Linked DNA regions of Homo sapiens: regions 1, 3, 4 and 5 are each linked to region 2. A link is a loop called in an ENCODE intact Hi-C map of the cell type or tissue named here. Cell type or tissue: CD14-positive monocyte. All regions are shown on one strand.

The links. Hi-C counts contacts between places; a loop is a spot of excess contacts. Peaks named below come from ENCODE experiments on the same cell type or tissue, not always from the same donor. Only the 100,000 strongest peaks of a DNase experiment are listed, where the experiment ranks them.
Region 1: it touches region 2 in a loop (4-fold over the local background); 19 of 110 quality-filtered maps call a loop at or near these places.
Region 3: a loop joins it to region 2, with 4 times the contacts of the local background. A loop is called at or near these places in 38 of 110 quality-filtered maps.
Region 4: a loop joins it to region 2, with 4 times the contacts of the local background. A loop is called at or near these places in 3 of 110 quality-filtered maps.
Region 5: it touches region 2 in a loop (1.9-fold over the local background); 11 of 110 quality-filtered maps call a loop at or near these places.

Annotation. Positions count from the first base shown.
Region 1 is chr2:203,654,342-203,659,341 of GRCh38, forward strand. No RefSeq gene overlaps it. Among named protein-coding and RNA genes, the nearest start is that of CD28, 50 kb to the right of the region's middle. In CD14-positive monocyte, no CTCF peak of the experiment used is centred here; DNase peaks (open chromatin) are centred at 2,510 and 3,960; H3K4me3 peaks cover 782 bases; H3K27ac peaks cover 3,280 bases.
Region 2 is chr2:203,906,779-203,911,778 of GRCh38, forward strand. No RefSeq gene overlaps it. Among named protein-coding and RNA genes, the nearest start is that of ICOS, 27 kb to the right of the region's middle. In CD14-positive monocyte, CTCF peaks have their summits at 3,099 (motif pointing left) and 3,304; DNase peaks (open chromatin) are centred at 1,753, 2,543 and 3,073; H3K4me3 peaks cover 1,334 bases; H3K27ac peaks cover 2,541 bases.
Region 3 is chr2:203,812,441-203,817,440 of GRCh38, forward strand. No RefSeq gene overlaps it. Among named protein-coding and RNA genes, the nearest start is that of CTLA4, 53 kb to the right of the region's middle. In CD14-positive monocyte, CTCF peaks have their summits at 3,065 and 3,270; a DNase peak (open chromatin) is centred at 2,981; H3K4me3 peaks cover 857 bases; H3K27ac peaks cover 296 bases.
Region 4 is chr2:203,794,193-203,799,192 of GRCh38, forward strand. No RefSeq gene overlaps it. Among named protein-coding and RNA genes, the nearest start is that of CTLA4, 71 kb to the right of the region's middle. In CD14-positive monocyte, no CTCF peak of the experiment used is centred here; a DNase peak (open chromatin) is centred at 2,279; H3K4me3 peaks cover 549 bases; H3K27ac peaks cover 1,845 bases.
Region 5 is chr2:203,855,873-203,860,872 of GRCh38, forward strand. No RefSeq gene overlaps it. Among named protein-coding and RNA genes, the nearest start is that of CTLA4, 9.4 kb to the right of the region's middle. In CD14-positive monocyte, a CTCF peak has its summit at 2,539 (motif pointing right); no DNase peak of the experiment used is centred here.

The DNA of each region.
Region 1 (5,000 bases), 250 kb before region 2:
ACTCCATATCAAAAAAAAAAAAAAAAAAAAAAGTTGGCACTTGTTTGGTATTAAAAGCTCAGGTTTGCAAGTGTCTGCCTTGCATTTAGAGAAGCTTGTGGTATTATCGCTCCGTGTTCGGAATTACCCAAGTGATTCCAGGAAGATTAGGCAAGTTTATTTTATTATCATGCACATTAATTTAGGAATTTGGCTGGAAACTTTATTTCCCTTTTTCTTAAAGCAAATATCTAAAGTTGATCCTTTTTAAATACTACAGCATTCATTTTCCTCAAGTTTCTTAGTATCATAGGCAAATGTAAATCCTGGGTAGTTTGGAGAAATGAATCAAAAAGAAGGAATGAATAAAACACAACAAATTTCATTCAGAATAAGCCTGTGCCTAATGCTTACGTGCAGTGTGGGTAGGGCATAGCTACTTTATTCAAATTATTTGTTGAAGGTCTACCATCTACCTAATCTATATTCTAGTTTCTGAGGATAAAACAGTGAACAAGACAGATCAGTTTCTGCTGTCGCTGATCTTAAATTTTAGTGGGAAGGGCAAATGACAAACAATATACAAATGAATATATAACATGCCAAATAAGGAGGGAATCGAGAGTAATGAAGTGGGGAGGGAGCCACAAGTGCTAATTCATAACTGGTAGGTGGGGAAAAATTTCTGATAAGGCGACATTTGAACAGGGAACTGGTGAGCCATGTGGGTGTCTGTGGCAACTGTACTCCAGGCTGAAGAACATCACAGGCAAAGACCCTGAGGAGGCAGCACAGTGGGCACATTCAAGAGCAGCAGGAAGACCATTATCTTCCTGGCTGGATCAAAGTGAGCCAAGAAAGCACTGGAAGGTGATAAGATGAGGGTGCAGGGAAATCATGTGGGTCCTTACAGACTGAGGTGAGAATTTGGCTCTTATTCTGAGTAAGAGGAATCTACTGGAGGATTTTGAGCAGAGGAATGACATGATCAGGCGTACGTTTTTGGCTATCGTGTGGAAGACATGGTGGGTGGGAAAGTGGGTAGGAGGCTATTTTGATCATTGAAATGAGAGCTCATGGTGGTCTGCACCAGGATAATAGCAGTGACAGTGATGAGAGGTGGTCAGACTCTGGATGTATTTTGAAGACAGAGTTGACATGCTTTGCTGCTGGACTGAACGTGGAGTGCGAAAGAAAGAGAGGAGTCAGGCCGAGGCAGTGGCTCATGCCTGTAATCCCAGCACTTTGGGAGACGAAGGCAGGTGGATCACTTGAGGTCAGGAGCTTGAGATCAGCCTGGGTAACATGGTGAAACCCCGTCTCTACTAAAAATACAAAAATTAGCCAGGTGTGGTGGTGCGTGCCTGTAGTCCCAGCTTCTCTGGAGGCTGAGGCATGAGAATTGCTTGAACCTGGGAGGTGGAGGTTGTAGTGAGCCAAGATCGCACCACTGCATTCCAGCCTGGGTGACAGAGCGAGACTCTGTCTCAAAAAAAAAAAAAAAAAAGAGGAGTCAAAGATGACTCCAATGTATTTACCACTTAGTGACCAGAGAAAGGCTATTTCCCTGGGCCTTTCTAGATGAGAACTGTGGGTGGGATTGTGGAGATAGGAATGAGGGCACAGGGAGACAGGCTATGCATAGAATGGGGATTTCGGTGGGTTGTTTCTTGGTGCATAATTATAAACTGTTTTGCTGTCAGCTACATATTTGGTGTCCTTAGTCTGTAATGATGTTTGGGAAGCCTCAAACCAAACCAAAGCATTTCCTCTGCCATCATGGGGGCCGTTTTAATTGCTCCAGTAGAGAGAAAAATCTTTGTTTAAACAATTGGAAGACAGGCCAAGAAGCTTGAAGTCTTTTTTATGGAAGAGGGAGGGCCAGTTTGAAATTTGCAAAATTCGGAAAGACTGGGGAAAAAACCCACATATTTGTTCACCTTCCCTTTCAACATTAGAATTAGCCCAGCTAAGCTTAAAGGAGGTGGTGTTTAGGCAGTGAACAGGCATTACTGTTTTACACAGCAGGTAATAAATAGATAGAACTCTGTACTCCAAGGATGATATAGATTGAAAATATAAATGTACTTGATAAGTGTTTAGAAAACTTGCAGCTAGTATATATAATAAATTATTGTATAAACTAGGGATTCAGTTATACTCTACCAAAATTTATTGAATGTGTACTTTGGGTATATTATTATGCTAACTGCTATGGCAGATATAGTAATGAATAAAATACAGTCCTGTTGCTCAAGAGTTTCTAATCAATAGGAATGACAACATGCCTCTAAGTATAAAAATTCAGACTCCTCTACACTATGGTAGATTGATTGCATTAACGGCCCCTCCCAGTTTTCACAGCCTTTGCCCTGAACCTTTGTGTTCCCTCCCATTCTGACTCTGGGCTCATTGATGTGACTTGCTTTGGCGCTGGAATGTTAGCAAACATGATGCAAGCAGAGGCTTGAAAAGCGCAGGCGTTTCCTCTTGCCCTCTTGCATGATTGGGTGTGTTCTCTTTTTCACTTCTTCCTTGTCATGAGGACATGACATGCCTGGGCTAACGTACTGCCAATGTGAGGCACATGTGGAGAAGATTCAAGGCCATCCTAAACCCCTCATAGCCCCTGACTCCCAAACACATGAGACAGCTCTGCCAAGATCAGCAGGAGTGTTTCTCAATGCACACTCTGACTGCATATGCCTACATGACCCCAGTTCAAGCCAGAGGAACCATTCTGCTGACCCACAGATTTATAAGCAAGAATAAATGGCCTTTTGAGATAGGGTCTTGCTCTGTCACCCATGCTGGAGTGCAGTGGTGCAATCATGGCTCACCGTAGCCTTGACCTCCTGGTCTCAAGTGATCCTCCCGCCTCAGCCTCCGGAGTAGCGGGGATTATAGGTGGGTGCCACCACACCAGGCATGGCTATTATTTGAAGCCGCAGTTTTGGGATGATTTTTATGCAGCACCACTGCAGCAGATAACTGATACAGGCACTCAAGACTCTTTGCAACTCGTCCCTGCCTTTCTAGCTTCTTGTCCCGCCTCCCCCATGCCTTTTATTTTATTTTACTGAGACAGGGTTCTCCTCTGTTGTCCAGGCTGGAGTGCAGTGGCACGATCTTGGCTCACTGTAACCTCTGCCTCCCGGGTTCAAGCGATTCTCCTGCCTCAGCCTCCTGAGTAGCTGGCATTACAGGCACCTGCCACTATGGCTGGCTAATTTTTTTGTATTTTTAGTAGAGATGGGGTTTCACCATGTTGTCCAGGCTGGTCTCGAACTCCAGACCTCAGGTGATGCACCCGTCTCGGCCTCCCAAAGTGTTGGGATTATAGGCTTGAGCCACAGTGCCTGGCCCCCTATGTACTTTATACTTCAGGCAACTGAGTTACCTGAATTCCTGAAATGGAACATGGTTTCTCATGCCTTTCCATATGTGATGTTTTACTTCTGAAATGTTCTTCACGCCTATCTCTGTCTGGACAACTGTTCTTTCTTCAATTCCAGTGTTGCTCCTCTGGAAAGTCATCCTGACACCCCAGGCTGGGTTCAGTGCCCCTTCCCTGTATCTGTAGCACAGAATGCACACATGGTTACAATTTTTTTTTTTTTTTTTTGAGACAGAGTCTTGCTCTGTCACCCAGGCTGGAGTGCAATGGCATGTCTTGGCTTACTGTAACCTCCGCCTCCCGGGTTCAAGCGATTCTCCTGCCGCAGCCTCCCAAGTAGCTGGGATTGCAGGTGCCTGCCACCATGCACAGCTAATTTTTGTATTTTTAGTAGAGACAGGGTTTTGCCATGTTGCCCAGGCTGGTCTCGAACTCCTGACCTCAGGTGATCCGCCTGCCTCGGCCTCCCAAAGTGCTGGGATTATAGGCATGAGCCACCGCACCTGGCCACGGTTATAATTTAGTATGCTAAGCATTCTCTATCCCCAAGAAGCAGAAGTTCCCGAAAAACAGGGACTGTGTATTCTCTACATCCTGAATACAAGGTTTGACGCAACATAGACTCTCCACACACATTTGCAAGTTTGCAAAGACATTTCTTTACCTTAATGTCACTGAGTTCTAAGTCTCATAGAGAAAGGAGAGATTTCTAAGAGAACAGGGAAGTTTTCACAGAAGAGGCAGAATTTGAAATGTTCCTTAGTTTTAATGGGTGGAGAGGGTTCCAGAGTTGGAGAAGAACATTTTGGGTAGAAGTAACACCCATAGACAGTGGCAATGTGGTACTCTGGTAGTTGAAGCATCCAGTATTATTGCAGTGAAGAATTCATGAGCAGGTGCAGTCAGAGGCAGGCCATTTTGTAGGGGCTTGAATAGCATCTTAAGGTATTGGGTCTTCATTTTGCAGGGCAGTGACACCATAAAGAACCATATTTTCAAGGGTTACTTTGGAAGCAGTGTATAGGGTATATTGGGGGTCAGGAAAGAAGGAGACTGGATATGTAGAACCATCTCTTGACTTTTGGAACAATCCAGACAGAAGGCAATAGTGAAAGTGAGAACGTGTAAAAAGAACATATAGAAGCTGGGCGTGGTGGCTCACGCCTGTAATCCCAGCACTTTGGGAGGCTGAGGTGGGCGGATCATGAGGTCAGGAGTTCAAGACCAGCCTGGCCACTGTGGTGAAACCCTGTCTCTACTAAAAATATAAAAATTAGCCGGGAATGGTGGCTCACGCCTGGAGTCCCAGCTACTGGGGAGGCTGAGGCAGGAGAATTGCTTGAACCCAGGAGGCGGAGGTTGCAGTGAGCTGAGATCGCACCATTGACTCCAGCCTGGGCGACAGAGTGAGACTTCATAAAAAAAAAAAAAAAAAAAAAAAAAAACTTTGGGAGGCTGAAGCGGGCAGATTACCTGAGGTCAGGAGTTTGAGACCAGTCTGGCCAACATGGTGAAACACCATCTCTACTAAAAAAAAATACAAAATTAGCCAGGTGTGGTGGTGAGTGCCTGTAATCCCAACTACTTGGGAGGCTGATGCAGGAGAATCACCTGAACCCAGAAG
Region 2 (5,000 bases):
TTTCTCTACCTACGGGGAAAATAGCTTTGATTGTGGGTAGAAAAAAGAGGAATATGGTAATTTTAGTGTTTGGAGGAATGTAATAGCACTAAACTTGGGGAGGTAGAAACTAGTAGGTTGTAGGTTGTAAGGAAGGTAAAACGGTACCAATAATTTTTGCCAATTTAAAAATGATAACCAAGTGTACTGGTTAATTTTATGTGTCAACTTGACTGGGTTAAGGGATGGCCAGATAGCTGGTAAAACATTATTTCTAGGTGTCTCTGTAGGTTGTTTCTAGAAGAGATTAGCATTTGGGTTGGTAGACTGAATAGGAAAGGTCACCCTCACCAGTGCAGATGGGTGTCATTCAATCCATTGAGGGCCTGAGGAGAACAAGGAAAGGCAAATTTGCTCTCTCTGAGCTGGGGCATCTATGTTCTTCTGCCCTTAGACATCAGTGCTCCTGGTTCTTGGGCCTTTGTACTTAGACTGGGACTTATATCATTGGTTCCCCTGGTCCTCAGGCCTCCAGATTTGAACTGGTACTATACCATCAGCTCTCCTGGTTGTCCAGCTTACAGATGGCATACTGAGATTTTGCAGACTTCATAACTGTGTGAGCCAATTCCTATTATAAATCTCCTTTTGTATATCTACATATATCCTATTGGTTTTTTTTCTCCAGGGATCCCTAACTAACACACCCAGGGTTGGTCCTATGTGGTATGAAGGCAGTGCTGTGTTGATATATGTAAGTGTGTGTATAGATATGTTTTTAATAACATTATTATCTGCATGCGTAATTTTGTGTCTTCCTTTCTAAAGTTTTCACCTTATACTTCCTTTTCTTGTGTTGTATGAACCAGAACTTCTAGAGTAATGTTGAATAACAGAGAATGATAGTTGGATTCCTAGCCTTGTTCCTGATTTTAAGGTGAACATGCCCAGAGTTTTAATGTTCAATGTAATGCTTACTTTTGATTTCTGTTAATAATCCAGGATTTAAATGACACACCCATAACAATAAAGTATACTAAGAACTTTTATTAGAAATGGCTATTGAATTTCATAAAATGTCTATTAATTAGTCAAAATTAATTCATTTCTATTTATTATAACTTTTGCATAAATTTCATAACTTTTTATATGTACATATACTTACACACGTGCATAGTTTTTGCAGATGCATAAATGTGTGATGTATGTACTTTTTACATCCTTATCCCACCTTCTCCCATATCCCAGATTAACAACCTTAAATGTATCCTTCTGTACTTTTCTGATAATAACGTATTTCTTTATATATGTATATTGTATGCACACTTTTGCATTTTGCTTTTCTCCTTTAACAATATTTCGTGGAAATATCTCCAAGTTAAACAGATGTTACATTTTGGTCCTGCCCTGCTATTTATTAACTGTATGTCCTTGAGTAGGGTAAGTAAGTTTTCTGGCACAAGTTTTTCTACTTAAGAGGACAACTATTCCTTTCTCCCAGGACTACTGTGAGAACCAAATGATATCATATATATAAAGCACTAAACATGGAACCTGGCAAATCGTAGGCTCTAAGCAAGTGTTACCCAATCTCATATCCAGTACAGGGAGGGCAAACCTTTGTCCTTTCCCATTTGGCAGTTATGGCCTCTGGGCTGAAGATTTGTAACTCTGCCAATGCCTGAGCACCTGTGGAGGGTCTGGAAGGATCCCTGGGTGTTGGTTTGGTTCAGAGCAACAGTGGTGGAGCCCCATGACCTGGTTTTGAAACCATGCATCATCACTTCCTAGCACGGACAACTTTCTAAACCTCTCTGTGCTTCCGCTTCCTCATTTGTAAAATGGGAATAAGAGTACCTGTCTGTTACTCCTATTGTGGGTGTAATGAAATCATCCATGTGACACACTTGGAGCAGTGCCTGATACATTGAAAGCCCTCAATGAGTATAAGTGAGTGAAGTGACAGGGCACAAGATTTGAAATCAATTGGCCGAGCGCCACCATTTTCTGGCTGTTGGACTTTGAGCAAGTTATTATTGCCATCAAAAGTAATTGCAAAAACCACAATTACTTTTGCACCGACATCACACAAGCTGACTAGATCCCAGTCTTCATCTGTGAAATGGGGCTAATCCCCACTTTCAAGCACTCCTTTGAGAGCAAATGAAGGTTATGAATGAAGGTGGTGCTCAGAGCAGGCTGCTTCCCTGCCAGGGTTATAGTCCAGCCAATGGACTGAATGTGCTTGGCTGTCCTAGGACTGTACCCAGCCTTCATAATTCTCTCAATTCCAAACACAGGCCTGCCAACGAACGTTTAGAACCCAAGTTCACTGTGAATTGGGACATGCCTGCATCTCATCTGTCCATTCTCTTCAGGTGCTGGGGTCATGCTTTGCTCTCAGCAGGCATTACCACTTCATTTTGTTTCTTTCCTGTAAAGGGGAATACATATTTTATTTAAAAGTTACTCATCTTGCTCTCTGGGGCATGGACCTATTGCTAGTTCAGTAGGCTTTGTAGGATGACTGTGATGTGTGTTTACAGTTAGAGGAAGTGGGAATGGGACCAAGATGAGGACGATGTATATGAATTTCAGCTGACTTTCTTGCCCTCTGCAGGCTATTGCAATCCTCCAAGGACATCAGTTTCCTTTTCAAATCTCTGCATGGAAACTCTCTCACTTCCTTCCTTCTAAAGCAAAGCTATACACACACACACACACACACACGCACACACACACGCACACACACACACGATAAAAATAAAAATGCAGCTTTCCAGGCAGGCATCTCCTTCAATGCAAACACAAAATCCTCTCAAGAGAACAATTCATGGGGCAGACATCATCACATCAGACAATTTGTCCATCTCTTCTTGCTGAGACTTACTTGCTACTGTTGGCAGTACGGTAATTCAGTACGTTTGCTCTAAGCCTGTGCATAAAACTGTTTAAAAAATTTAAAAAAAAACCTTGTCCCTTACACTGCATTGCACGCATGCCTATGGGGCCAGTTCATGATTTATTTTTATTTTTTTTCAGAAAAGAAACAAAAGCATTTGCACAGCTGTGGGTTTGGGGAATTAAGTATGATTCAGCAGTACCCTCTCCTGGCCTCTTTGGGAACTGTAGAAAGCTCTGAGGTGAAGGAATCTTGGGATTTCAGAGGAGGAAACCCGTAGAAATAATTGGTTTCTTTTCTTTGTAATCCATAATAATATGAGATATCGCACTCCCACCTTATTCAAGGATGTTTAGTTTCATGAAACATTTCTCCATATTTCAGTAAATTGTAATAATCCTGTTACTTTTTATAAAATTTTTTGGCAACCCAAGTGAACAAATAACCGCATTTCTGTGCATGGTCTCCGGAGTCATTGGAATATTCCATCCGGGCCACACTTCTGCCTGTATCCATTTAGGTGGCACAATTCCAAGAAGTGGTGCCCAGTTCTGCTCTTTTATTGAAGAAGATTCTGTCATTCATTGACTGGAGTGAGTATCGATGAACAGAACAAGTTCTGTGTTCAACCACAGGCAGTTCCATTTTGAATCATTTTTCCATGCTGTGGATACCAAGTATTTGTACTATGTGTAAAAGGAATTAAGCTGGCTAACTTCAAGGAGATCAAATGCTCTGTTTTCTCTATCAGACATTCTGAATAATTAAGTGTTATCTTATATCCCTTACATAAATGACCGAGCTTCCCATACCTGGAACCTAACCAATTTTGTAATTTGCACTAAGGTGATACTGTTTTCTTCCTTTGGTGTCTGAAAAGGCACATCAGGGTCATTATCAGTTTTTTAAGGAAAACTGATAATGTTTTGCTAAAATAGGCCGAAGTGCTGCTGATTGATGGAATCCCCAGAGCAGAGCACTGATTTTTCAAAATTAGTAAATAAAAACACTTAAGCAGTTGGGCCAATTGGAGAGCACGTGCATATGATGGAAAAATAGGGAGTCAAATAAATGGATTCCAGCCTCTGCCACGTGCTACTTTTTAAGCCTTAGATTTCTTTTTTCTTTTTCTTTTTTTTTTTTTTTTTGAGACTGAGTCTCACTCTGTCGCCCATGCTGGAATGCAGTGGCCCGATCTTGGCTCACTGTAACCTCCACCTCCCGGATTCAAGCGATTCTCCTGCCTCAGCCTCCTGAGTAGCTGGGATTACAGGCACTCACCACCACACCCGGCTAATTTTTGTATTTTTAGTAGAGACGGGGGTTCCACCATGTTGGCCAGGCTGGTCTCGAACTCTTGACCTCAGGTGATCCATCCGCCTTGGCCTCCCAAAGTGCTGGGATTACAGGCGTGAGCCACCGTGCCCGGCCAAGCCTTAGATTTCTTATCTGTAAAATGGAACCGCTATGAGGATTAAATGAGACAATGTGTGTTAAATTCTTAGCACAGTGTATAGAAGCTTACTTAATAAACATCAGTTCTCCCACTCTGTGTCATGCAGGAAAAGAGAGAAAAGTTGAAACAGTTTACAGTTGATAAAGCTTGAGTTGTGGAATTTGAATTAACTCAGCAGTCCCCAACCTTTTTGGCACCAGGGACCGGTTTCATGGAAGACAAATTTTCCACGAATGTAAGGGGTTGGAGGAGGGATAGTTTTAGGAAGAAACTGTTCTGCCTCAGATCATCAAGCACTGGATTCTCATAAGGAGCGCACAACCTAGATTCCTCGCACGTGCAGTTCACAATAGGGTTCCTGCTCCTATGGGATCTAATGCCGCTGCTGATCTGACAGGAGGCGGAGCTCAAGGCAGCTCACCTCCTGGTGTGTGCCCGGTTCCTAATAGGCCTCAGACTGGTACCTGGGGTTGGGGTCCCCTGAATTAACTGATAATGTAACTTTTAAAAGTGTAGTGGTGCCGGGCGCGGTGGCTCACGCCTGTAATCCCAGCACTTTGGGAGGCCGAGGCGGGCGGATCACGAGGTCAGGAAATCGAGACCATCCTGTCTACGGTGAAACTCCGTCTCTACTAAAAATACAAAAAATTAGTCGGGCGTGTT
Region 3 (5,000 bases), 94 kb before region 2:
AGTGTTGACTTCCGTCCTCCTAGACGGTGGCTGGAGTCCTAGCCATTGTGCCTGTTTCATGCTGGAAGAAGGAGGTAGGGGTCAAAGGCGAAAGGGAGCATGACGGATGAATTGACATCTCCCGCTCCTACCTTTTAATGAACTGTCCCAGAAACCCCACTCAAGCACTGGAAGCTTACATCTCGCTGGACAGCTTATAGTCATGTGGCCACCCCTATCTGCAGGGAGCCTGGGAAACAGATTTTTAGCCGTGCTCATTGCTGTCGCCACCAAATCAAGGTTCTGTTAATAAAGTAAAAGAGGAGAACAGATATTGGCTAGGTAACTGGCAGGGTCTCCCAGATGTCCCAGGCACTTCACATTTTTTAAAAGTTGTATTTTATTTTTTACTGTGGTAAAATATACATAACATAGAATTTACCATTGTAACCATTTTTAAATGTACAGTTCATTGGCATTACATATATTTACAATGTTGTGCAACCATCACCATTATCCACATCTCAAATAGTACACTGTACCTGTTAAACAGTAACTCCTTCCTCACTGTCCTGGCTCTCAGACACTGGGAACTTCTCTACTTTCTGTCTCTATGAAGTTAGTACCTCATGAAAGTGAACTCATACAGTATTTGTCCTTTTGCGTCTGGCTTATCTTGCTTAGCATAGTATTTCCAAGGTTCATCCAGGTTGAAGCATGTATCAGAGCTTCATTCCTTTTAATGGCTGGATTACATTCTATTTTATAGATATATCACATTTTGTCTATCTATTCACCTGTCGGTAGACATTCGGGTTATTTCCAGCTTTTGGCTCTTGTGGATACGCTGCCAGGAATGTTGGTGTACCAGTATCTGTTTGAGCCCATGCTTTCAAGTCTTTTGTGTATATACCTAGAAGTGGAATTACTAGATCTTGTGGTAATTCTGTGTTTAACCTTTTGAGGAGCTGCCAGTTGCCCTTTACATTTTGTATTTTATGTTGTTTTTACAGACTTGTAGTTGTTGAAGCCAACGTTGGAACTGATCTAGAGGGGCTGCCTCCTCTGGATCCAGGTGACTCTCTAGCTGGTTGATGCTGCCCACTGTATCTATTCAGGGATTTCTGTTCAATATATGCTGAAGTGAGCTGGATGGAATTATCCCTATTTTAGAAATGAGAAACAAAAATAGGAGGCTAAGCCAGCGATATACCCCACTCTACCCTTGGTAACCAGAGCTCCACTAATCAAACTTCTGGCTCTGCCCTTAGGAAGGCTCACCAAGTGCTTGTGGGCAGTCTTATTGGGCCTGTAGTCGATTTCTTTGATCAGTCTGGACTTGTAAAGACCACACCATGAGGTTCCAGACAGTAGCTATTTCCATTCCCATGCTCACCCTCAAACCAACCTGTCACAAATTCAACAGGGAGAGAGAAGATGAACTTTGTTCATTTTGGGCCCCTGTGATAGTTCAAAGTGAGACTTATCATAGTGGTTAAGAACATGGCAGACAGAGCCAGGTGGCTTGAGCTCAAATCCCAACTCTACTGTTTTCTGTGTGACCTTCATTGAAATTATTAAACTTCTCTGTGCTCAGCTTCCTCATCTGTAAATTGGGGATTAATAACAATGCTTTTGCTTAGTTCATATGGTTGTTGTGAGGATTACCTGAATTAACATGTAGAAGCAAGTACTTTAGGAAGGTACCTGCACCCTGGAAGTGCTCTGTAATGGGGGGGTCAAGGTAGTAGTGTTGACATTTTGATTATACCTAAGAAATGGAAATTCTCTCTCTTTCTCTCTCTCTTTTTTTTCTTCTTTGAGACAGAGTCTCACTCTGTCACCCAGACTAGAGTGTAGTGGCACAATCTCAGCTCACTGCAACTTCCGCCTCTTGGGTTCAATCGATTCTCCTGCCTCAGCCTCCCCAGTAGCTGGGACTACAGGCGCGTGCCACTACACCTGAATAAAATTATCTTAACAATAATAGTTAATAGCAAAGTGACCATGGATCACCACGGAAACTTTGGAAATTAGAAAAAAAGAAAAAAAAAGGAACCAATTTAGGAGGACACACATGAATACATGGGGAAGCACAGCTGGATGGGTTGAAAATTCATTGGACCATTTTGGCCCAATGTCACAGGCTAGAAAATGCTAGCCACTTGGCATCTAAATTTGTTTCACTTCTGAATTGAGTGCATGGCACCATTGTGAGGATTCATTAAAGCAAAGATCAGGCTTGATAAACTCTTATCACTAAACAAATATAATCAAGACTTAGAGCTATAAACTGAAGTAAACCCTGCAGCTCTGATAGTCACTGCCCAGACTGATTTGGTGTTTGTGGCCAGGTCTTGGCACTAAAACTGAGGGAGACTGTGGAAAACATGGAGGGAGTTCAGAGGCCAAGGACAGACATGAGGAAGAGTTGGAATTCTTATTTATTTATTTAGAGATAGGGTCTCGCTTTGTGGCCCAGACTGGAGTGCAATAGTGTGATCATAGCTCACTGCAGCTTCAACCTCTTGGGCTCAAACAAGCCTCCTGCCTTAGCCTCCTGAGTAGCTGGGACCACAGGTGTGTGCCACCATGCCCAGCTAATTTTTTTATTTTTATTTTTTGTAGAGATGGGGTCTTACTACGTTGACCAGGCTGGACTTGAACTCTTGCTCTCAAGTGAATTGCTTGCCTTGGACTCCCAAAGTACTGGGATGACAGGCATAAGCCACGGTGCCTACCTAGTTGGGATTCTAATGTAGTGCATGTGTACCAGATGTCGCTCACTGAAGATGGGACTGGGATGATTGCACCAGGATGTGAGGAATTGGGCTAATTTTCATATAGCATGGAATTTAAAATGCCAGAAAGTGTTTTTGAAAATGGTGAAATCTGAGTCCTCCTCTATGATTATCCAACTGTAATAGGGAAGTGGAAGCTACACTACCAGTACGGCGGTTGTTGCAAAGATGGATGGACGCGAAGCTCCCGCCGTGAGCTGTTTAGACCTGATTCTGTGAGGTCTGGAACTAGGTATTTACTTAGCAGTCACCTTCTGCCATCTATGGGTTTATATGTTTCATTGCAGTTACAGGGGAGTAGGCTGTGATACCATCAGACACAAAGCTGATGTTTTTGTTAAACTAGTCACACCTCCTCCTTTTTGTCCACAAAAGCCATTTTTCATTTTTTCAGTATGTTTGTTTTCGTTTTTGGTAGATAAAACACTTTTTGTGATGATAAATAATTATTTCTTTGGAACAAGGGGGGAAATTTGTATTGAGACATGCATGAGGAAGGACCTGGGTGCCTGGATTCCATTTGTTAAAGTGTTTTTAATAGCCAGGAAATTCTTCCCTCTGCATTAAAAGACGAAGCCATCATTTTGAAATATCCTGTGAGGCTTGCATTTTCCCTCAGGTTACAGGAAAAGGGGACCAGGAATTGCAGTGATTTCTGCTTTCTATTGTTCTAATGCTTTATTTTTAGCATCAACTAGGGTAGGGAAAGCCACTGATTGTGACAAAGGAAACCGGGAAGTGCTGTGAAGGGCAGGACAGATAGGTGGGCAGTAGACATAGGAAATCAGGGAGGACTTTTTAGAGGGAATGAGGTGGGCTCTGGGTTTGAAAAGAAATGAAAGTCACAGGAAGAGGGGATACGCTGCTGGAAAGGACCACCTAGGTGCTCCTTATGTTCTGTGTCTGCAGTTCAAGAGAGTTTCATGCAGAAAGAGGACACAGTTTCCCACAAGGCTGCCTCATAGCTAGCTTCTTTCCTTTGAATCTCCATGTCTATTTCACCTGCCTGTTTCCATGCTAAGCTCCCTCTCCTTCTCTCTGGTTCAACCACACGAGTCTCTTTCGGTTTCTGGAAAGCACTGTGGTCTCCATCACTAGGGGCATTTGCATCTATTGCCTGCTCCGCTAGAAACTCTCTGTGCCCTGGGAACTCCTCTCCATTCCTTATATCTCAGCTTAAAACTCACTTCCTCAAAGAGGCGTTGCCCATTCCCTTGGATTGGCTCTACGTGCCATGCATCATATTCATACTTTTCAGGAGCTCAGATTCCGTGTCCAACATCAGCCTTCTTTCTATTGCAAGTACGGCACTGTGCCTGCATCCCCCTTATCCAGGAAGAGGCACCCATTGGAGGAGTCAAGAGGGGAAAACAGTAACAAAACTGTACCTATTCCATTATTAAGTTTTCTGTGGAGGTTTATTTTAGAAGCTAGGCTAAAGGTGACCAAATGTGCCAACTCACCAACTCATGGTAGAGTTGAGGGATAGAATACTGTGGGTGTCATTTTCCCAGTACAGCAATGGACTTGGCCCCTGTTTTCTGATTCCTCCCTGGTCCTGTGGGGACAGGAGGGGCAGCACTCTGGGATGCAAGCTCTGTCTTTCCTCCTACCCCCAAGGGTGGAGTAGGATGGTGATTGTGCAGAGAATCATATGGCTGGAGCATGACAAGACCACTAAACTCAGGAAAAAGGGAAGGAGACTTTTCTCCTTCCATTACTTGGGATAAGCTATTTCCCACAGTGCAAGGACGAATTGGAAAGATTAATTATGGTCGCAGTACAACCCTTCAACTTCTTTTTTTTTTTTAATTTTGAAGAAGAGAAATAGAAAAAGTAATCCAAGAGGCTAATTGGGCTGCAGTATTTGGGGAGAATTAGAGAAGATGAGTCCTGGAGAGATGGGTAAGGATCAGGGCTGATACAGAATGCACAAAGCGGGGTCTGGAAGGAGTCCTGGGTTTCAGCTTCTGCGATGTGCTAAAGTGGGGTAGCACAGCTGTCAGGGGACACCTAGCTCAGCTGTTGGTGTCAAGATGGTCCTGGAAAACCACTCCAGAGTTTTCCAGAGAACTGTTGCCTCACATGGCCCTTGGCCATGTGAGTGTCTTGTCAGCACGATTTGAGGTTCATGAGAGAATTGCTTTTGGTTGCCAGCAAGAAGCACCTGGTTCTGCAAAGCTAGGACAAAAATAGGAACTGGCATAGAGGCAAGCCTGG
Region 4 (5,000 bases), 110 kb before region 2:
AGAAAGCAATTTGGTTACATCTTTTAAAACTAAAAATTCATATATCCTTTAATGCAGCAATCCCAACTGTGGAGGACCTATGTCATAGAAACATAAGCAGTAGGCCGGGCGCGGTGGCTCACGCCTGTAATCCCAGCACTTTTGGAAGCTGAGGCGGGCGGATCACGAGGTCAGGAGATTGAGACTATTCTGGCTAACACGGTGAAACTCCGTCTCTACTAAAAATACAAAAAAATTAGCTGGGCATGGTGGTGCATGCCTGTAGTTCCAGCTACTTGGGAGGCTGAGGCAGGAGAATCGCTTGAACTCAGGAGGCAGAGGTTGCAGTGAGCAAAGATCGTGCCACTGCACTCCAGCCTGGGCAACAGAGCGAGACTCCGTCTCAAAAAAAAAAAAAAAAAGAAAGAAATATAAGCAGCAGTAGGTAAGAACATGAATACGAGATGTTTATTTGGCATTGCTCTAGTGATAAAAGACTGGAAATAGTGTAAATGAGTAAAGATAAGGAAATAGATAAATAAGAGTACATTTACATCATAGAATAACATGTAATCATTAAAAAGAATGAAAACAATTGACTCACAGGGATTGCCACAAATTATTGTTGAAGAAGAAAAATCAGATACGTAAAGAGATAAGCATAGTAGGATCCCATGCTTGTAAAGTAACCAGTGTCAAAATCCTACCATTTATCTGATGATTTATGAATATCTGTGTATATATGTATATGCATAAATATGCTTGTATGTGGCTATGTGTATATAAAAAGTACAGAAGGGCACACACTGGTTGTTAACATGAGGTGTGAGGGTGGAGAGTAGGTCAGGATAACTGGATGGACATGAATGTAAGAGATAGAAGAACGTTAGAAAAACAGAGGCTGTTTTAAAAGGGCCCACCATGTGAAATATAATCCTATTTACGTAAAAGGATGTATGTGTGTGTATATTTACATATAAATAAATTTTCAAGCAAATTAAGCAAATAAACAATTTTAAGCAAATCGCAAACACTGTATAGTTTCATCTGGAAATAGCTTAGTAAGAATCTCTAACGTGTCTCTTTATGCATGCTTGTAGTGGTGTTATGAACCAGGAAGAAGGAAAAAGGTGGAAGGATGTCCACTGAATTGTTAGTATGGGTCTCCTCAGGGGGTGGAAGTGAAGTGGGGGGTAGGAGGGATATAATTAGCCTTGCCTTTCTATGTTTTTGAACTGTATTGTTTCACTTGCTGCAATAAGCAGGGAAAACTGGCAATTTGGTCCTTTGGCAGGCCTGAGAATTGGAAGAGCCTTTAGGAATATCTGCCATCTTTTCTCTCGTATTCAAGGCAGCAAGTTTAAGCAATTGTGGACATCAAATAGATAAATAGCAAACTATTAGGAAACTAAGGGATGGCTTTTACCAAACCTGTTAAAGTTAATATTTAATAGTCAGAGATACCACAAAGCAAGATGGGGCAGAGCTCATAAATTTTGGGGTGAAGAATTGTATATATCTCCACCTTCTAAGGAAATAAATGTAAATTTAGAAAATACTTTGTACTAGATGCATTCAAGTAGATATACTTAACTATTCTGCAATTGTTGGACATAGATATTGCCGCCCAGATAATAATGCAATAAATATCTTTCTTGGCTGTCATTAGAAATGATGTTTAAAAAGACTATAGGGTGACCAACCCCTTTTCAACACTAAAGGTTAAGAGAAACAAGAAGTGATAGGTATAAAAGTATCTCCTGCCCTTGCAGAAAAAAGTCTCATGCACAGAAAGAAGACCAAAAGGAAATAGAGTGCACCAGAATACTAACAATGGTTGTTTTTCAAAAGTGATATTATGTGTATTTATAAATAGTTATTTCTATTATTTTCTGTTCTGTCAAACTTTCTGTAATGAGTTTATAATATTTTATGATAAAAGAGAAACCAATAAACCTAAAAAACCCCGAGAAACTTAAAAAATTTAAGTGCAAAAGTTTCCTTTGACAAAAAACATTTATAAGCATGTTGTCAAGGTATTTTAGAGTTCTTTCACTATTTATGGCATTTCATCCATATGTGGACTATTAAGGGCAGAAATACAATATCTTTATTTGGGTCAAAAATCTCTGTATTCAAAAAACAGAACTATAAGGCATTGCAGATAGGAAAATACGAATATGCTCTGAAATTAGTATTTTGGATCCACTATGAGGAAATGCCAGCCTGACATGAAATATTGAAGAGAAGGCAGAAAAAAAAAGCTAGACTATTTCATTACTAATATGACAAAAGCAGAAGCGTTACTAGACCAGCTTTAGAACAGCCCAGCTTCCCCTTTCACTTAATTACTTAATTTCATTCATTCATCCTCACTTATTTGCTCACACAAATATTCATTTAAATATCATATAGTAAGGCAAATTAACCTCTCTGATTGGAAATTTCCTCACAGGTTAAATGGGGACTATTCAGGGGTACTACTTAATTTGCTTAGAGGGTACTTCTGAAAGTAAGGGATAATGAATGTGAAGTTCCTGGCACCTAACAGATACTAAAAAAAAATTAGAACATTGTTGTTGTTATTATTCTTCCCATTAGGTGCCCAGCTTAGTACTAACCACGCTTGGGGAAGGGTTTCACAATAATTCTGGTGAGGAGGAATTGGTGCCACAGCGTGTTAGATGCTACTTACAATTAACAGCATAGAAAACTGTGTGTGGTTTATCCCTAAAAGTAGATTGAGTATGTCTCTACAATTTTTAAATTAATTTTTATCATCTGTGCTAAATCCTTAGTTGAAAGATATCTTTTGTTCCCTGAATCGGTGGCCTGACCTGTATTTTCACTAGCTCTGCCACTGAGACAGGCCATACTCCTTGCCTAGTGATAGCTGAAAAGCTTCTTGCTGGTAAGTAAGTCACCCCTTACCTTTATGTGAGGTGATGACATGGACCCCTTAAATCTTTCCAGAGTCCGTTGGTAGGCTTCTTGGTGGAAACTGCTAGGTGCAAGTTTTTCTGTGAGTACCTGGTAACAGTAACCATGTGTCTCAGTGGCTAATGCATCTTGTGGCCACTTGGAATAGCAACAAGAATCTCCAGATGGAAGGATGCTGCCAATGAGACTTTATATAGTTAAAAGAACATTTGGAAGTCTGGGGATACACATGCACTTTATGTAAATCCAAATTCAATTTAGACTAACACCATGGCCTTCTGGCACCCAATAAGGCAAGGCAACCCAGATGCATGTTCCCATCAGGTGGTAACTCATTAGCTGGAGTAGTCCAAGCTTTCAGTGGTTATGATGAGGGCCCTGTGAGAAAATGCATGCACAGTGCCTAGCATGGTCAGCAGTCAGTAATAGTGACGATTATTTCTGTTGTCAGCATCCAAATCACCATTCTCATGGCTCTGTGGTAATTATCTGATGGCTCAACCAAGAAGGAGCTTGCCTCATTCTAGCCGGTTGCAGGATGAACTTAGTGCCTGGGAAACTGCTTTTCTGGTTATAAAATCAGGTTTAGGGAAAACAGGAGTTGTGGCATATGGAGATATCCTGTTTTTTCCTCCTAACTTGATGTGTGGGCTGTTCTTTTTCTGTCCTAGAAATCATAGTGTTTTAGAATACCTCTTCTTAATGCCCATTCCCCTCTTTTTTGCTGGGATACACATGAGTGCTACATACTTCCACTGAATGTATCCAGATTTGATCAAAAACAGCAAATTGTGGTAAAGCAAAGCACCACGGTTATTCATGAGTCACAGAACTATATGCAGTTCACCAGAGCTGGTAGCTGTCTCAGTTTGGGCCCTCTCTGAAGCAGAGCCTGAAACAAGGACTTGGATGCAGGCAGTTTATTATTATTATTATTTTATTATTATTTTTTTGAGACAGGGTCTCACTCTGTCACCCAGACTGGAGTGCAGTGGCATGATCTTGGCCCACCATAACCCCGCCTCCCAGCGTTAAGTGATTTTCCTGCCTCAGCCTCCTGAGTAGCTGGGATTACAGGTGTGTGCCACCACGCCCGGCTAATTTTTGTATTTTTAGTAGTGATGGGGTTTCACCATGTTGGCCAGGCTAGTCTTGAACTCCTGACTTCAAATGATCCACCCGCCTCAACCTCCAAAGTGCTGGGATTACAGGCGTGAACCACTGCTTCCGGCCCAGGCAGTTTATTTGAGAGGTGATTCTATGAAGCAGGAGTTAAGGAGTGATGAGATAAGGCGGGAAAGGAGGAAAAACTAAGATAAGGGCACATGATGGAGTTTGTCACATTAAGCAAGGGGGCCTTGATTCTCCCCGGACCGTGGAGAAGCATGCCAAATGCCTCTCAGAAGCATCCACCTGAAGGGTTCTCCAGTCACATGCTCTTGAGGATTTCCCTGAGCTTTACTGCTCTGAAATTCTGTGTTTATGCTTGCACATGGTGAGGTGGAATTCAGAGAGAGCCATGAGGTAAAACAAAAACAAAACCAACAAATTAGGGTGAGGGGATCTTCTAGAAAGGTGGAGTAAAGACCTTCAGAAATCTGCTCTTTCATACAAGCAGTGAGAACTGTCCAAATCAACTTTTTCAGAATTCTGGAAATTACTTAAAGTCTTACAGCAGTCTGGGTGCTTACTCAAGAAAAACAGCTGAATCTCAGTAAGAGGAGCAAGACCTGTGGCATTCCAAATTGCCCTAATTCCATCCCACTCTCACAGCTCGGTCAGGCCATGCAAATCAACAACCTTAAAACCGGCAGTTGTGAAAACACAGCCTAGCAGCTACTGCAGGGTGCAGAACAGGCTCGGAGTCCCCCAAAAGCCCATCCCTAGAGAATTTGTCACTATTTGACCTGACAGCTCAGGGCTCGTCTGTTTCATTTGACTCAGAGGTTGTTCCATGCAACCAGCCCTACCCATAGGGCATTTATCAACAATAAGCAAAAGGCAGTTGTTTAACATTGCATTACCTGAGGTGCCATTACAAATTCAGGCTAACAAGAGGCTAAGCACAAAATATAAGAGGA
Region 5 (5,000 bases), 51 kb before region 2:
TGATGATGATGGAGTAAAAAAAGTGGAGAAGCCGATGGTATAATACATTGTGCTAGAGAAATTGCTTCTTTGATGTATATTCTAGAAACTAGAGTTCTCATATAGACTAATCTTGGATTTCAAATCTCTGCATGAAAGAGAAGAAGCTAAATCCATCTCTTATCTCCTTTCAACTTCTCCAAAAACCGGAATGCCAAAGTTCTGATGACCTGACATATACTTAGTGTTATGTAAACATTAAAAGGACTTAATTTTTGTTGTTTGTAATATCTTTTTTTCTAACCACAAAGTAACACATATACATTCATAAAAATGGAAAATACAGATAGGTAAAATAAGAAAATAAAAATTTTATGTAAAAATTATGTAAGCATCACTAAGATGTTACTATATATAATTCTACGTATATTTTTGGTTTAATTTTACAAAGCAGATCATACTCTAAATATGATTTTCTAATCTGATTTTAAAATTTATATATCATGAAGGGAAAATACACTTTTAATTAAAAATTGTTGAGAGTTGAAAGTAAGAGATCCTTCCTAATAGTGCCTTCTTATCTCTCAGGTGAGAAAAACTCTGATGCAATTATATAACTGAAATAATTCACATTTAGGCAGCATCAGAGCCAGGCCTATAACTAAAACCTCCTAAATCTTGGGTAACTACTTTATGCATTTTACAGGTGTCCTTTCTTACTTTTCATATGCTATGACTAAATCCAGTGTGATTAATTGGAATTAGAGAGCATGAGAAATTCTTATCTTCCTCTTATGTCCTTTAGCTTGGCTAAATGTTTGCTGGAAAACAGTGGGTAGGATCGATTAACACAGAATTTATTGAAAATATTTTAAAGAAATAATTTGTACATTTTGTGATGAGTTTTCAAACTTTAAAGCTTCAAATTGAGGTCTCTCTGCAGGAACGACACGATTTGAGGCATTGAATCTTGGTAACATCTCAAACTGCTATAAATTTCTAAAAAGTTGTTATCTGACTCAGTGTCAACAGAAACATGATTAAATCTAAGTAAGAATTTCCTTTTAGGTTTGCGACTTCAAAAAACCATTTATGCTGAAGAAATTTGAGTTAAAGGCTCTAAAATAGATTCAATGAATCTTATCAATCAATCAATTTTATTTGCTAAATTTAGTACTAGAGTGACATTATCTGTACATTCTTTGTATAAAAACATCTAGCAGAGCACTTTTTTGGGGTTTTGTGATATCAAGAGGTTTTGGGAATTTTAGGAAAGTTCCACCCACAATAAAAACCAATGTTCTCTTATTGCTGATTAATTCTGTCAGATGGGTCAGAATCGATGCTTCTTTGAATACATGCAAATTATCCTTCATTTAAAGTTTCTGTTTTGTCTTTCTTCCTTTGTTTCATTTGTTTGTCATTTCTCTTATTCTTCTCATTTTCTTCTTTACTCTCATTCTCTTAAAATAAAAATCTTAAGGATTTCACTTATTTTTTTCAGTTTTTCTTTGCTACAGGAGATAGTGAAATCAGTGAGTAAAATCAGGTTATACAAATGGCATTCACTTACATAGACATTTTATGATGTTAAACTAAAAAAAAAAGCCTGGTTATTTGGAGGGAGATTCAGATAATTTGGAAGTGATTTATTTTCTCAAACGGAAATAGTGATTACAAATGATGAGAAAAAGAATTGCATTTATTTGGCAACATGATCATAAACTTGCTTACTGAATTTATCCTATAAATCAGGATAATAAATTCCAGTGGCAAACATTTAATTTTTAAACATCATAACTTCCTTTAGCTTTTTTTTGTGAGCTTAAAATTCCAAATAAACTTACTTGTTCTCATGCTCACAATTGTCTATTTTATCCAAAGGATGAAATGCAGGAGATGCATTTGATGGAAGCTTCTTGACCTGCTTATATTTTAAGAGCACAGGAAACACATGTTTCTGGTGTTTTCTACTTGTCAGCATTTCTTAACCGATGGAACAGAAATGTCCAGAACTACAAAGTTCAAACTTTGCATGTGGCAAGAACTTTATGTGATCAGACTGAATCTAAATAATGTTGAGAAATAACAAAAATATAAGCAATGGATTTCTAAGCAGACAATGTCATTGCCATGACATGGTCCTATTAGGTGCATACAGAAACTGAGCTCTATGCGTGTGCCAGACAAAAACCAAAGAGCTTCGGTTTTAATTACAGTGCATTACTCTTATTACCCTCAACAGGTTCTGACGTGACCATGTAAATACAATTATTTAGTTTCTTCCTTATGGCTGAAGTGTTGGGCCAGAGATTTTCCTCTTAGAACATAATCTGTGAAATGGGTCTACTAAGGAAAGCTACTTAATGTAACCAGCTCCTTCTAAATCATATTCTCCTAAAGCACACCGGAATAATACAGTTCATTGGGCCAAAGTTTTCTAACATGGCTTCCCTCCATCTCATTTAGTTAGTCCACAGCTGAGTAACCTGTTAGAAAATTGTGCCCAGCAGAGGGCAGAGCCAGTGATCCATATCTCAGATTCTGGCTGGTGATGGTTCAGTGTGATGTGGGATCAGAATTGCAGATTATGAGAAATAACCAGAATCTTTCTTCCTTGCCTCAGCCCATGGAGGATGTGTCCACCAGTTCATTCTTTTGACACTTGGAAAGAAGTGGAACGTGGATTCAGATTTGGCCAGATTACATTCAGAGGAGAGTAAAACATGGCCAATAATACTGTAAGACCAATGGTGTGCTTTCTGAGACGGTGAATGCCTATAGAATCTGTCAATATGACCGTATTTTTGCGTGTGTGTTGTAAAGTGCATATAACATAAAATCGACGATTTTAACCGTTTCAAAGTGTACAATTCAGTGGCATTTCGTATATTCACAGCATCATGTGACAGTTACCACTATGCTGCTCCAGAGCGTTTTCATTACCCGAAAAGGAAATCTCATACCGCCAAGCAGTCATTCCCCATTTTCCCCTCTCACATTCCCTAGCAATCAATAATCTGCTTTCTGGCTCTACAGACTTGCTTATTCTAGATATTTCATATAAGTGGAATCGTACAATACGTGTCCTTTTGTGTCTGGCTTATTTCACTCAGCATAATGTTTTCAAAGTTTACCCATGTTGTAGCATGCACCTTCATTCCTTTTTATGGCTGAATAATATTCCGTGGTGTAGATAGAGTACATTTTGCTTATCCATTCATCAGTTGATGGACACTTGGGATGTTTCCACTTTGGCTGTTGTGATTAATGCTGCTATGAGACCATATGTATATGTTTTTTTACTTAAATGATTTGCTGATTTGTGTTTGTGGGTACCCAAGACCTAGCAGGAAGTTTGGTGGGGCTGGGTTTGAAGTTGCAAACTGGGCAGAAAACTAGAGCCAGAAGCCATGCCAGTTCAAGAGGTTCTGGGGAAGATGGTGAATGATGGTAAAGGCAGTGAGAAGAAAATCACATTAGAGTCAAGGGCCCTTGGACTCTCATCTTGGTTCTGCCACCAGCAGACTGTGTGGGTGATTTGGGTAAATCATTTCACCTTCCTGGGCCTTCATATTCTCTCTTTAAAATGAGACAGCAGAACTCACTAACATTTCTTCTAGCTCTAGGAGTCAGTGCCTGCCACAGACTGTGCAAACACCCTGTATTTCTTGTCACCTAACACACCCTTTTCCAGCATCACAGCTGCTATCACTCACACTGTAAACAGTATAGGTACTCTTTTTCTATATTTTCTGTGCTCAAGGTTTGGGCTTAACCATTTCCTCTGAACTGGAAGTATGAAGAGGGTCAGGGCCTGGCATCATTGAAATGTGGCAGTCGCAGCAGGGCCCAAAATAACACAGCTCAAAATATGAAAGCAATGTCTCTGTAACCAAGAAACTGAAATAAATGCTCGAGGCTGAGATTATATCAGCCACAAATATCATGGAAGAAATGGGTTCCATCAAATGTTTGGCACTTCCAATGTTACTCTTTATAGATAGCTAGCAAGTTTTGGGGTGTAGGTGGGTGGTTCATTCAGCATTAAAGATGATTTGTAGTCCATGTCCAAGATTTCCTTCTCCTTGCACTAAGACAAGAAAATATTAGTGATTTGTGAAGTTTCTTCTTTTGTAAAATGGAAATGGTACTGGGTAATCTCAGCTCGTTCTAAATAGAAATCAGGTACACTCCTGAATGTACCATTCAGGTGGGGTACATTGTGGGGAGGGTGTCGTGGGTCAAATATGGGACTATTTACCCTTCCCTTTCTGTTTATTTCTCCTTGACAATGAAAGAATAAGATCTGAATATGAGACCCTGGGCAAGTCAATTGCCTTCTCAATATCAGTTTCCTGATCTGTAAAATAAGAAGCTTACCTATTTTGAAAGCATCTATTTTTGGCTTTTGATAAAGCCACTTACTTAAATTTATTTGTGGCTGGCTGTGTTACAACAGGGCTGAGGGATTAAGAAAAAAGACAAAATCCAACTTTAATTTTACTTTTAGGAGTGAGAAGCTAAGGACATTGACAGACAATCAGAGATGATAATGTCTAAAATTCAAAATATAATAACAGAACATTATCCATAAGTGGAGATAAGATATTCAAAAGATGTAATCATATAAAGAGCTTAGGCAATTAGAACACAGATTCCCTGTACAAATCGCTTTGTGACCACAGTTAACTTATTATTATTATTATTATTATTATTTTTGAGACGTCTCGCTCTGTTGCCCAGGCTGGAGTGCAGTGGTGTGATCTCAGCTCACTGCAACCTCTGCCTCCCAGGTTCAAGCCATTCTCATGCCTCAGCCTCCCGAGTAGCTAGGACTACAGGTGTGCGCCCCCACGCCCAGCTAATTTTTCTATTTTTAGTAGTGATGAGGTTTCACCATGTTGGCCAGGCTGGTCTCGAACTCCGGACCTCAAGTGATCTGCCCGCCTCAGCCTCCCAAAGTGCTGGGATTACAGGCATGAGCCACCATGCCCAGCCGACTTATTATTTATTCATTC